Regions from separate parts of the Homo sapiens genome. Here all the other regions are linked to region 3. A link is a contact called in ENCODE Hi-C data. All regions are on one chromosome and are shown on one strand. The core of a region is the stretch at or near the end of the contact, and the rest is flanking DNA. Distances in the headings are between cores, read along the strand shown. Region 1 holds the start of KIF21B (kinesin family member 21B). Region 2 has its middle 3.6 kb from the start of GPR25. Region 3 holds the start of RHEX (regulator of hemoglobinization and erythroid cell expansion).

Region 1 (4,689 bases), core at 2,072-4,571, 5.0 Mb after region 3:
AACTCTGGTTTCCTCTGTAACTAAGTCTGTCTCCTCCTATAAAAGAGGAAGTCAGGCTAAGTCTGCTCCTGAGCTAAGATCTCCTGAGTCTGCACCCCAGGAGAGGCTCTCTGGAGCTCTGAGCTCCTGTTGCTGGGCAGAACTCGGCTTAGTCTCCAGGTGGGCATTGGAAGATATGGCTGGACTATATGCCAGCAGGATGGGCTATGCCTGCTCTCCCATGGAACCATGCATAGCTGCTGGGGTGTGGCTGGGTATTAGGACTGGAGGTCCAGAACGCTGTATCTTCCACTCCTACAAGTTTTGCTTAATGCTTAGAGTTTTTTTGCAAATGCCAATGCCCAGTGCTAACCTGAAGAAGATAAAAGGAAACAGGGCTCAAGTTCAGGCCACTTTTGGGAGACATTTCCAGGGCCTATAAGTATCTCTTAGGTTTTTGATTTGTTCCTATAGGGTTGTTGTTGAGAGCTGGGTGTCCTGGAAGATCTGGGCATCCCAGATGGCTGCCCCAAGTTGCTGCCGGATTATTTTAACTACAGTAGCGTGGGAGCTTCCTGCCTCAGAGAGGGCTCCCCACACCTCCCCCAGGTTCCCATCTGCCCAGACGCCCACAGCTCCTGTCAAGAGAAATGATGGAAGCCCCAAGATACCTGGGGGAAGGGCCTCAGCTCAGGACAAGAGCTGGGGCTCCAACCCCAGTCCAGTCAGAGAACTCTCAGGGCCAGCTCATGGTTGTATGCATGTGTGTGTGTTTGCCTGTTTCTGTGAGACAGTGAGGAAAGCATGGGGGTGGGGGAGATAGGCACACGGGCAGCTAATCCTGAGAAACTCTGGGGTTTGGGAAGGAGGGAAGGAAAGGAAAGCTGGAAGGGGATAGAGGTGATGGGAGAGAGGGGGATGGGTAAAAACCAAAGAGAGGAAGCAGTGGCTGTGCTGAAGCTGGACAGAAACTGAAAAGGGCAAGGCTTGTCCTAAACTTCCTCTGACCCATCTAACCTAAATCTCCCCACGCTGTGGTTTAAGCCTTTTTCCCACCTTGGTTCTCCATCTAGCCTCTGAGCAGCAGAACCCAGGGGGGATGTCTGGATGCTGGCTGCCCTGCTGCTCCCTGGTGGCCCAGGAGGGAGCTACTTCTGAGTAGCCGAAGTCCTGAGGCTCTGACATTTAGGAGACCTGAGTTTCCCGCCCGTGTGTATCCCTGCTTCCCCTGACTCAACACCCAGTGACCTGGAGGGATGCAGAGAGGGTGGGCAGCAGCTCTGGAGGCATTTCCCAGCAGTAGAACTGTGAGTCAGAAGGGTCATCTACTGTCGGAAGTCAGAGGGGACCTCCTGCAGGCAGGAAACCAGAGTTGGGCCCCAGAGAAGTCCAGAGATGAGTTGGCGGGAAAGTAGCTCTTCAGAATGCAACATTACCATCCGGGAAGGCTGAACCTGGAGTCCGCTGTGCCTAGAGGAAAAGCCTGGGCCGGCCTAGCTCCCTTCTGCCTGGACATCATCATCCCTTCCACCTTGGTGGTCATCTGGGAAGCCTGGAATAAGATATACATGTCCAAATCTGGAGTCTGTTGCTTATATGCTGGAATTCATACATGTGAGGCTCAGTTTCCCCATCTGCAAAATTTAAAAAGAATAAAAAAGCCTAGCTTACAAGGTTATAGGGAAAAAATGAGAATATGTGCATAAAATACCTTGTGTAGGTGGTCCATATGTGTTAGTCTCCTCCCCACGAATTATTTTGGTTGGAAGATGGGGAGGAATGTTGCAGGATATGACTGCAACATTCTGCTAACCTCCTGGTCCAGGAGAGGTGATCCCCTGGCCCCAGGGAGAGCTTCCTCTAGATTCAAATGCTAATAAAAGGTCCAGGATACCACCAAGACCTCTTCTCCAGCCCCCATCATGGGGGCACTGCTGGCGGTGCTCCTCCTGTTTGCCATGGGGATGAAAAGGATGTGTTGATTGGCCCTTGAAATTTGCCCTTGAAATTATCTTTGGTTTTGATTTGACCTTAATAGGTCAAGCCAAACAGGGATCTGAGCTACTGCATGAAGCAGTTATTGGCGGGGAGGGGGGTGTGAGTGGAGGAGGGAAGGGGAGGAAGATGGTACCAACAGATGCATCCTCAGACCCCAGTCCACACCCTTGCCAAAATCTCTGACATGGTTTCATCATCTGAGGGTAATGTAAGAGGCCTGGAGTCAGACTCCCCTTCCTCCCCTCCCCCAGAGATCCCCATCCACATCTGGGGCTGCAGCTGGGTCCTCCTCTTGGGCCCTTTCCAGGGGAGGGAGCTGGGTGAAGTGAGGGCAGCTGGTGAGGGGCCCTGTGAATGGCCCCAATGTTGGGAGGCAGGGGGCAGGGAAGAGGCGTCTGGGCTCAGAGGGAGGGAGATGGACTGGGAAGGGAATTGTGACTTTGCAGCACTGGTCTCCTCCTCCATCCAGGCCCAGCGTTAAAGTCTCCATGGTCCTCCTTGTCCTTTATACCCATTCCTGCAGGCAGCTGCCCTCCTTCCCTTCCCCACCCACTTCACCGCCCAGCCTCTCTACCCAGGTGCTCGGAACTGAGGGCCCCCTTTGTTCCCTCCTTTCCCCCAGGGCAGCTCAGGCCTCCCACACTGACCCTCTGGCCCCACAGCCACAACAAGCAGAGTGTGAGCCAGGCCCAGTGGGGTCATCTGTGGGTCATAAAGGTCAATGGGACAGTCGTCTAGCAGTAGGGAGGGGCTAGTCTTGGGCTAGGAGCCTGGCCAGGAATCAACTAAAACATGAGCTTTAAGATGCTGCAGGGTGGAGGTGGGGGAAATTTTAGTTAGGGGCTAGCAAGAACTCCCTTCGAGAAGGGTTGGCGAATTTACTGGAATAAATGCAGAAGGGAAGCTTTCCTGGCTCTTTTGAACTATAAACCGTCAATCGCTGTGGGATCCCCGGGAGACCAGGGTTCTTACCATGCTTACCCACGAACTCGCTCTGTAACCTTCGGTAGTTCCCCTCTTTGAATCTCAGTTTCTTCATTTATGAAATGAGGGTCCCATTGAAGCCGAGGTTCTGCTACTCCAGGAGCCGAGGTTCTAACGTGGTCTGCGTCCAGCGCCCCCACCCCTACTCCCACCCCTACCCCCACCCCCACCCTTCAATCCCGCCCCCTACCCCCAGCCACCCCGTGGCCGCGAGCCAAGAGGTCCCTTTAAAGGCGCGAGTCCCGCCCCCACTGCTCATTAGGGCTTTCGATTGGCGGCTCCTGGGCGGGGCGGGGCCCGGCCTGGGCTCGGGGCTGGCTCGGGGCGGGCTCGGGGCCGGATCGGCCCCCGCCCCCTTTGTTCGCGCTGCGGCGGGAGGTGGCTGCCGGGTGGGAGGTGTGTGCGCGTGTGCCGCGCCGTAGGGAGCGGCGGGTCGCGCCGCCGGCTGTCAGCTAGCTCCGCGCCGCCGCCCGATGGCGCGAGGAGGCGCGCGGGCCCAGCCCCGGGGGGCCGGCCGCGGGTGAGCCCCTCGGCCTGCCGCCCGCGAGCATGTCACCTCCAGCCGCCGCCGCCGCAGCCTCCGCCAGCCGCGCCCGCGCCCCCGCCTCCCGCAGCCGCAGCCGCTGCCTCGGGCATTGGCCCCCAGACCCCCGCCTCTGATCCACGCCCAGACCCTAGCTCCAGAGGGCCATGGCCGGCCAGGGGGACTGCTGCGTCAAGGTGGCCGTCAGGTAGGGACCCGGGGCGGGGAAGGGGGCGCGCGGAGAAGCCTCGGGCTTTGTCTCGCGTGGGCTTTGGGCGGGGGGCGCGAGCACCGCTTGGGCTGGAGCCTGCACTCCCGGAGGAGGGGCCGGCGTGGGACGGGATGGAGGGCGCCGCGCGCTGGCCAGTCTGCCGCAGGGGAGCGGCGACCCCGCCGACTACTGGAAGGTGGCTTTGTTTGGGTGGTAATTTTGGGCCCCTCTTGGGAGCCCTTAATGATCAGAAAATCGAATAAACAAGGAAATCCGGTATTTCACACCCAGCTCTGGCCCAGGCCGGAGCGTCTGTGCGTTTCCTCTTCGCCTCCCCACGAGGCTGCTGTCTCATACGGGGATACCAGAGAGGGAAATTTCCCCTCATCCATGCGAGTCAGCTAGTTATGTGCTCTTGGTCCAGCTAGCAAAGGCAGCACACCCACCCTGGGAGCCAGATCTGCAGACAAAGATCGGGTGCGGGGACCAACGGAAAAGCTGGGATGATGCCTTGGCCTTCTGTGGGAAGTCAATGGCTTTGGGGGAGAATCCTACCAGTCCTGTCCCAAGAGGAGATGGGCCTAGGAAGGGAGGAAGAGGTGTATCTGAGGTGCTTCTCTCTGAGAGGGCAGGAGGGTGTGATGCAGATGCCCCATCCTCAGGCACTCAGATAAAATTGAGCAGGGGAGGGTTGCCTAGACTTATCTGGGGTTCCATTCTCAACAGCTCCGGGACTTGAGCCGGCAGAAATGAGACAGGGAGAGGACATGGCTGGGTGGGTTCTATTGGGAGGGGTACACAAAGGTGCAGGAGCAGGAAATGCTGTGAAATTGAGCCATCTGTGTTCTTTGTGCTGGGTGGAGATGCTTCACACCTCACCACTTCTCCCAGTTTTTGCTTTGGGTTTTTCTCTTTGAGAGGGGTGTCTTGGCGGCAGAGTGCCAATCTGGAGCTGCTCACCAAGGTAGGGATGTGGCAAGAACATCTATCTCTG
Region 2 (4,078 bases), core at 208-2,707, 5.2 Mb after region 3:
GAGCCCAGGGTAGGAAGGTGGGGGCAGGAGATGAAGCAGGAAAGGATCATGAGGGGATTTGGATTTCAATCTATAGGTCATGGGGAGCCAGGAGGCATCGATCTGTGTTTTGAAAAGATCGCTGGCAGAACTATGGAGAAGGGAGAGGCTCAAGCCAGGGAGACCCCATAGTAGGTTGTAATTATTTGTGTCTGAAATAGATCATGAGCAGTGGGGACAGAAATGGGAGGGTATATTCAAGAGATAATTGTAACATCATAGGTCTCACAAAGAGGAGTCAAAGATAAGCCTGGGGTTTCTCTGCTTAGGGACTATATGGACGCTGTCCCCTTAACTGCCAAGAACACAGAGAGGCACATGTGTGTATGTGTTCAGTTTGATGTTGAAGTGGGGTCATGAAATAATTTATCATCTAACCAGGATGTTTCTGAGAGTGAAAGGGGCACTATCAGAATTAACCTGGGCCGTAAACCAGGACTATTTTGGGCAAACTGGGACATAAGGTCACCCTCGCTCAGGGTCCCTCTGGCACACGGAGATCCCCAGGAAGGATTTGGAAAATGGTCTTAGAGGCCGGGCGCAGTGGCTCACATCTAATCCCAGCACTTTGGGAGGCCGAGGTGGGTAGATCACTTCAAGTCAGGAGCTCGAGACCAGCCTGGCCAACATGGTGAAACCCTGTCTCTACTAAAAATGCAAAAATTAGCCGGGCACGGTACGCGCAAGTCCCAGCTACTCAGGAGGCTGAGGTGGGAGAATCGCTTGAACCCAGGAGCAAAGGTTGCAGTGAGCTGAGATCAAGCCACTGCACTCCAGCCTGGGTGAAAGAGCGAGACTCCATCTCAAAAAGAAAATGGTCCTAGAGCTCACAGAGGGTTGGGTATGCAGTGTTTAGGCTGCTCCTGTCAAGAATTTCTCCCACACCAATTACAAGATGGGCAGGGAAGAGAAGAGCCTAGGGAATGAATGGTCTGGACCTTCCCTTCACTGGCTTTTCAGCCTCCGGGCTTGGTTTTCCCCTGAAGACCCACCCCAGAGCCGCTTTTCTAATGTCTGAGCATGTGGTTGCTGGTGAGCGGTGCCCACATCCGGGGTGGAGTAGGGGGCTGCAGCCTCCTCCCCTAGAAGGCTAGCAGGGGCAGTGCTTGCCTGCCAGAGCCCAGAGACCATCAGAGACAGACCCAGTGTTGCTGGACTTCACCCCTTCAGGCACACCTCAGTCTGCGGGCTCAGAGAGTGTGAGTGATCCTGAAAGCTAGAGATGAACAGCAGAGAAGCCGCCGGGTGAAAACAAAGAATGGGGCAAGCAGACCAAGAGGGGAATATAGGAAGGGGGTTGAGGGGAAGTAGAAGTAGGTTATTTTAAAAATCACAGAGCTACTTGCTTCCTGGGCCATCATCTCATACCCAAGGGAAGTCTGTGGCCCAGAGCATATGCTGAATTTTCTCTGCTGAGGCCTGGGTGCTGTCCATGGGCCTTACTGAACTTGTCTGGATGAGAAGAAACAGCAAAGGTCAGAGCCAGGGACACTGCCTTAGGCCCGGTCTCCTGGGGTGCCCAGCCCGGTTTCAGTGACCAAGGCCAACTTCACAAGACTGCTCTTTCACCCTTCAGGAGGACTCCCCACAGGATTACACACAAGTCAACTAATAGAAACACTCACCCTTACAGGCTGGGAATCCTGGCCATGCTCTCTAACAGGTGTGGACAAAGCAGAAGAAGTCTTCCCTCTTCCTCCATCCCACCCCTGGGAGCCTTCTCTAACCTCCATCCCTAAGAGGACTTCCTCTCTCTGCACTGCTGGAGCCAGGGCAACTGTTACGTGGCTCCGTCTTGCCTTGCCCATGGGATTATGAACTTCTCAGGGCGAGGGGGAGCTTCTTTCTACTCATCAGGGTGATTAGCACAAGCCTGAAAACAGAGGAGATACTTTAAATAAATATCCAATGCTTCGGGCTAAATTGTTTTCGAGAGTAGGTTTATTTCTGCCCCTTTACAGGTTATATTTAAGTTCTTATAACTTATTTTTTCTAATTTTAATTTTTCTGTACAAAGAATCTTAACATTTTAAGTAAATTGTATTTGCCTTTTTATGTTTAATCATAAAAGCCATCTAATACATTACAGAATAAAGAAGTAGTCGTCATCTTGGACCTGCTACCCCTACACAACCAAACTTAGCCAGTGAAGGACATTTTCAAAAGTATTTATTTGTAATCTCATTATTTTTAGATTTTCTATTTTTAAATATTCCATTTCAGATATTCTTCACATTTTTTACACAGGTGTTTCAAAGTCGTATCTGTAATTAGAGTGTACACAGTATTCTCAATTAATATCATATAAATCCACATGAGTCTATGTTGCTTAATTTTCTAAACCCTTAAATATGGATATTTAGGATGTTTCTAGTATTTTTAACTGTTATAGAAATTTGTAATGAATAATTGCACTTATGACTTTTTTATATTGTTTTTATAACATAAATGCTCTTGTATAAGTACATATAAATATGTATTTATATACATATAAATATGTACAAATATAACATATTTATATAAATATGTATAAATATAACATTTATATAAATATGTTGTAAAACACGTTATAAATACAAATTTTGTAACAAAGGCAATGAAAATTTTTATTGCTTGATACAAATGTTTACAGTGATTAGCAGTTTAGAATGTCACTGGCATTGTATGAGAGTATAAGGTTCAACACAGTCTTCTTAGAGATGTTCATCGGTAACATATATTTTCCATTGTAATAGGCAGTGAGGTAAAATGGTACCTCATTTCAATTTGCACTTGTTTATAAATAAGATGGAAAATCTATTTATTTCCTAAGTGAACCATTCTAATCATGTCCTTCACATATTTATTATAATCTATGTATTTCTTATTAATTTGTACAAACTATATATTTAGGATGAGTCATGATTTATTCCACTTGATTCAAATATTTTTCCAAATTCTTTTCTTAGCTATTATTTATTTTAGTTTGACATTTTCATATAGTCAAATTTGTTGCTATTAGCAATTTCAGAGTTTAGAATGTTACTTTCTCTTTGACAATGTAAGAAGATTCAGTCTGTCATTAAAAAATAATTTTCATTAGTATTTTAAAATTTACCTGGTGTGTAATCGATGTTTTCATATTTCTATCCAGCTTTCCTAACATCATTTATTAAATTTAAAATATATATTTTTAAAACCTTGCTCTGTGTTGTGACATAGAATTTATTATATGCATTTCTTTTTTTTATTATATGCATTTCTTTTTTTTTTTTTTTAATAGACAGGGGCTTGTTCTGTTGCCCAGGCTGCAGTGTAGCCCAGTGTGATCATAGCTCACTGCAGCCTCAAATTCTTCAGCTCAGGCAATCCTCCTGCATCAGCCTCCTGAGAAGCTGGGACTACAGGTGCACAGCACCATGCCTGGCTAATGTTATTTTTTACCTTTTGTAGAGACACAGTTTCATTATATTGCCCAGGCTGATCTCAAATTCCTGGCTTCAAGCGATCCTCTCACCTTGGCCTCCCAAAATGCTGGGATTACAAGTGTGAGCCACTGTGCCCGGCCAATATCAATTTCTTATATGTCATTTTGTCTGTTTCTGATCAGTGAACACGCAGATCAGATTATTAGTGGTCAGAGTCCAGGTTAAATGTCAGCTTTATAACTTGATAGCTGTGTGATCTTGGGCTCCAGTTTCCACATCTTAAAATAGGCATGATAGTATCTACCCGATAGGGGTGTTGTGAAGATCAAATGAGGCACCCTTTGTGGAAGGTGCTGCCCATGCTGGGTCGGAGCTCATGGGCTCACTCCGTTCCCTGGCTGGCAGCATCGTGAAGAATGGCTCTAGTTTCTGGTGGTCCTGCTGCTAGACTCAGCTGCTTGCGCTGCTTCTCCTACCCTCCAGGTCACAGTGCTTTCTTTCCACATAGTGGGTGGTAAGTAAATGTTTTGGGGATTGGATTGGGAATCTATAAAGAGAGACTCCCAAGATTTGACTCTTCAAGATTTGACCACCACAGTGTCTGGTGCCTGGTATTATCCTAATGGTGATTT
Region 3 (4,709 bases), core at 381-2,880:
TTTTATACCAGATAAGCTAAATTTTACCTTTATATTAGTGTGTTATTAATTTTAAACTGAATTTTAATAAAACCTTGTAGACATATTTATCCAATTTTTCATGTTTGACCATAAGGTAAGATTTTATAGACTCTTTTTAACCTTTTATAATTTTTGTTAAAGAGCAGGTTGATGCTTTAAGAAAAACCTGTGGCATTTTTTACTTTAATGTCCAGTTCACAGAAAAACTGGATGATACCTTTTTAACTTTAGCTAATATGTTTACACACAGAATTTTCTTTATAATTAACGTTTTAAAACTTGCTTAAACTTTTAAAACAATAATTGTTTTTAACCTTTTAATGTAGGTAAAAATCCACATTCTTATGCCCCTTTATAATCTTTTTACCAAAGGTATGTTTTACTTTTCTTATACACCTTGCACATAAACTGTTTTTTTAATAGTACTCAGGAGGCCTTATTACTTTTAAATTATACAACATTTTTTGCATAAATTTTTTTATAACATTTTTTCTTTCACGACTTTTGCCGACAATTCTTCAATGTGTCTCAACTTTCTGACTTATTACAAACATTTTTTTTCTTTAAACACCAGTTAGTTTATTTCAGGACAAGAATTTACCATATAACACTCTTTTTACATAAATTCTGTCTCCCCCCACTTTTTTTTTTTTTTGAAGATAACCATTCCTTTTTTTTTTTTTTAAAGCAAACTTTCTTTATGCCTTTGGACTAGACTGTCTAAGGCCACAAGATTAGAAGTTACCATAATACATGTTACACTGTTAACTTTAAGCAAACTTCACTTTTGTTGAAAACCTTGTAAGTTTGGGATTTCAATTATCCTTTGCTATTAAGACCTTGTTTAGTCTAAATTAACTTAGAATTGGTATAGATGGCCTTTTTTTCTCTCTACTGGTCTTTCCTTGCCTCTGCCAGCCGCTTATGCTGCTGTTCTCTTAACTACGTTGGCGGGGCAAGGGGGTATAAAAGCAGCTGTAACTTTCTATGTATGGAAACTGGTCTGGGTGCCTTGGCTTACGGGTTACCTTGTGTCATACCTTTGAAACAAGGGACCTGTCCAGGCTTCCTTCTGATGGCCAACCCACCTCTAATGCTGGCCAGTCTATTTCACACAAAGTTCTAAGTTTTCCTGGTGTCACAGTAACACTGTAATCTCCCTTAAATTCTTTCTTGAATTTTTTTTTAACATAGTTCCTAGTGGGGTGGGCTTATTTGTACCTGACCCATGCTTCTTCGAGACAAAACACCACACCCACACCACACACATGCCACAAACAAAAAAACAGGTAAAAAGGGCATACACACTCTTGCAGTTTACACCAAACCAAAATCAAAACCAAAATCAGAGTATCCAGAAATCCAAGCCAGGTCAAAACCAAAACCAAAACCAAAGTATCACACAATCTAAGTCAAGTCAAAACCAGAACAGAAGTGCCAATGCAGGCATGTCGTGGGTGATCAGGCCACACTTCCACCTAGATGGAGTGGGGCAAGTTCCAAAGACTAGTCTTACCAAGTTTCAGATGTCCGGACTCCAAGTGCCAGTTCCTTCCCGGTGTTCAGCCACTGTGTTAATCCTCCACAGGGAACTGCTACACGCTGCTCTGGTGAGGCATTCCACCGGGGCAATTTCCTACCCGGGAGTGCTCTTTGGATCGCGTCACTCGGGCTGGCCGGAGTCCGCCTCAGGGATGCTCCACAGGGGAGGCCTAAGCCGCCTAAGGGGCTGCCTCGGCTGTCCATCAGTTACCTCGTTTCCTGGTCAGGGAACCAAGAAATGTAGCAGGACGAGCCGCAGACAAAACCCCTCAGACACCAAATTGTAGAAGGAAGGGCTTTATTCAGCTGGGAGCATCAGCAGGCTACTGCCTTAAAATCCGAGCTCCCCGAATGCACAATTTCCGTCCCTTTTAAGGGCTCACAATACTAAAGATTTCACATGAAAGGGTCATGATTGATTTGAGCAAGCAGGCGGTATGTGACAGGGGCTGCATGCACCGGTGGTCAGAGAGAAACAGAACAGGGCAGGGAGTTTCACAATGTTCTTCTATACAATGTCTGGAATCTATGAATAACATCAGTTTCTAAGTTATGAGTTGATTTTTAACTACTGGGTTTAGGCCAGGCAGGCCCAGGCCTGGTTTCGGGCCTGGCGCCGGACTGCCTGTCTTTGGTTTTACTTCCTTGTTGTTTTTCCTTAAAACAGGTACTGAGTATAAAACAATATAAAACAATATGAGAGGGTCTCTCTCTTCCCTCACAGTGACCTGGGTCTCAGACACTTCCTAACTGTGATCTTAGGACAAACACTTAGCTTTTCTGAGCCTCATCTGTGAAACAGACAGAATATGAATGCCTACCTCATGGAGTTGTTTAAGAACTCAGTGATCAGACTATTATTCAACAGTAATAACGAGCCAGGCCCAGTGGCTCACGCCTATAATCTCAGCACTTTGGGAAGTCAAGGCAGGAGGACCGCCTGAGCTCAAGAGTTTGAGACCAGCCTGGGCAATATAGCTAGACCTTGTCTCTACTTTAAAAAAAAAAAATCCGAAAATTAGCTGGGTGTGCTACTGCATGCCTGTAGTCCCAGCTCCTTGAGAGGCTGAGATAGGAGAATCACTTAAGCTAGGGAAGTCGAGGCTGCAGTGAGCCATGATCACACCATTGTACTCTAGCCTGGGTGACAGAGCAAGACCCTGTCACAAAAACAAACAAAGAAACAGAAGACAGGAATAACCACCATTTGTATTGTTCTAGTTTTCAGTTGGTCTTACCTGAGCAGAGTAATTGGGTGAGATTGTTCATGGAGGCATTGCTGGCTCTCTAGTCCTGGAACCTACAGTTGGTCCAATTCATTATGCCAAAGGGTCCGTCTAGGAGGTTCTTGTTCCAAGTATTGAGATTCCCGAGAGAAGTAGGTCCCCTTAGATAGAAGCAGAGTTTCTCAGAGGTATTTAGCAGCAGCTGGTGGACACAGGACTCAGGGAGCTGGCCCCCCTCTTCCCTTCCATGTCTTTCATTCCTGCATGGGAACCTGTCAGATGGGGAGATTGTTAAAATCTCACCACTGGAGGGGAGGGCCTCAAAGGCCATGGAGACAGCACCTCTCTCTTAGTGAAGGCATCTTCAGATAGAATTCAGCACAAATTCAAAGGTGGCTCCCCAGACCCTATCTGTCACATCGCCCTCTCATCTATTAGTATCTGAAGTCACCTTGATCATTTATTTGTTTACTTGATTATTGTCAGCCTCTCATCACATGAATGTGAGCTTCATAAGAACAGAGACCTTATCTGTTTTGGCCAACATTTCACCCCCAGTGTCTAGAAAGTGCCTCATGCAATGAATAGGTCCAATACATATTTCTTCAATAAATGAATGAATGAATGAATGCCAAAGACTCCTTCATAAAAGCCAGGGTCAACTGACCTCTGCCAGAATTTTGGAGAGCCTACACCACAGACTTTTGAACCTCTTAGCTGATGACAAATCTTTAGCCTTCGAAGCGGAAATTGATTTGAAAGAGCCCAAAGTACTCCGGTAAAGTAGGTGATGTTGAACTGGGTAATGTCAATTTCAGAAAAAGAGGACACGTGCCTGTGAAACACCAAGAGCAGTGTCCTGGGGTTGGGGAGGACACCTGCCTGGGTGTGGGTGGCCAAGGGGAAGAAGGAAGAGAAAGAGCAGGGGAAGATGCTGTCCCACAGCCACCACCACAGGTGTTCACCGGCCTCAGGCGCCAGCCCTGCTCAGGGTGAGAGGCGAAGAGGGAGGTGTGCTTAAGGCCAAATGAAAGAGGATCTGCCACCCTCTCCTCCCCCAACTCTTACCACATTCTAGCAAAGAGAGCTGCAGGAGCAGTCAGGAAATCCCCTAACAAGGCAAGCATTGGAACCAAGAGCCCAGGTGGCACGGATGAGTCACTTCACTTACTTGGACTCAGTTCCCCTATTTGTGAAATGAAGCAAGGATGAGAAGAGGAACAAGACGTGATCAAGAAAAAGGCAAATGTTTTCACAAGTGCCTGTCATTGCCCCCTTCTGTTGTCCCCTTCCACATGTCACCTGGTACATTGTACATTTCTTCTAACAATTGTGTTATTGGCCAGGAAATACAGAGAATTCTTTTAGAGAATAGGTTTTCTAAGTGTTAAAATTGTTTTTATTTTTAATTTTGTAAGGGGAGGACATCATCACCTTTTCAGTTTGGGACTTTTGAAGTGTTTGTTTCATTAGGTCACATTCAGATGGTTTTAGAATTCAAAAGGTACAAAAGGATAGTCCTGGAAAAGCTGCTCATCTGCTCTTGACCCCAGCCATCTAGTTCTCCTCCCTGGAGGAAACCAGCATGCCCAGTTTATTGTGTACGTTATGTGTACATGAGCAAACACACAGACACACAGAAACACACTCACCATACAGGCGTCTTCCTTACACATGACAGTGTACTACATACTTTGTTTTGCCTTTTGCTTTTTCACTTAATATATCTAGGAGTTAATTTATTATTAATACATACAGAACTTTCTCATTCCTTTCTTCCTCTTCAGAGTGTTCCGTTCTATGGTTGCTCACAGTTTATTTAACTGGTCATCTAGTAGTAAATTTAGATTGTTTCCACTTTTTACACTTGAAATGATGATGTAATTATTAAACTGCAACAAACATCATTTGCACAGGTGT

What was found. A loop is a pair of places that touch in the nucleus more often than their neighbours do. Pooled maps may share reads with other maps.
Region 1: a map of OCI-LY7 shows a loop between it and region 3 (12-fold over the local background). The contact joins the promoter of KIF21B here to the promoter of RHEX in region 3. A Hi-C loop is called at or near these places in 1 of 168 maps with a recorded cell type or tissue (OCI-LY7), 2 of 37 single-sample maps with no recorded cell type and 3 of 50 pooled maps.
Region 2: a map with no recorded cell type shows a loop between it and region 3 (29-fold over the local background). The contact joins the enhancer-like site here to the promoter of RHEX in region 3. A Hi-C loop is called at or near these places in 3 of 37 single-sample maps with no recorded cell type and 2 of 50 pooled maps.

The regions. Positions count from the first base shown.
Region 1 is chr1:201,022,346-201,027,034 of GRCh38, reverse strand. It overlaps KIF21B (kinesin family member 21B), which reads left to right and starts at 3,321. Exons shown (of 35, transcript NM_001252102.2): 1 at 3,321-3,692. The coding sequence starts at 3,652. It overlaps LOC101929305 (a long non-coding RNA gene), which reads right to left and starts at 3,086. Exons shown (of 4, transcript NR_188464.1): 1 at 2,950-3,086; 2 at 1,416-1,531. RefSeq lists silencers at 2,596-2,753, 3,105-3,464, 3,865-3,914 and an enhancer at 4,519-4,689.
Region 2 is chr1:200,867,295-200,871,372 of GRCh38, reverse strand. No RefSeq gene overlaps it. Among named protein-coding and RNA genes, the nearest start is that of GPR25, 3.6 kb to the left of the region's middle. Within about 2 kb of position 1,457, at least 2 of the 41 ENCODE cell types and tissues checked have a DNase peak (open chromatin) inside an H3K27ac peak, as active enhancers do.
Region 3 is chr1:206,050,094-206,054,802 of GRCh38, reverse strand. It overlaps RHEX (regulator of hemoglobinization and erythroid cell expansion), which reads right to left and starts at 1,630. Exons shown (of 6, transcript NM_001007544.4): 1 at 1,538-1,630. LOC105372857 (a long non-coding RNA gene) reads left to right here. Exons shown (of 3, transcript XR_922473.3): 3 at 1-1,360. RefSeq lists enhancers at 1,515-1,574, 1,995-2,234, 3,598-4,097.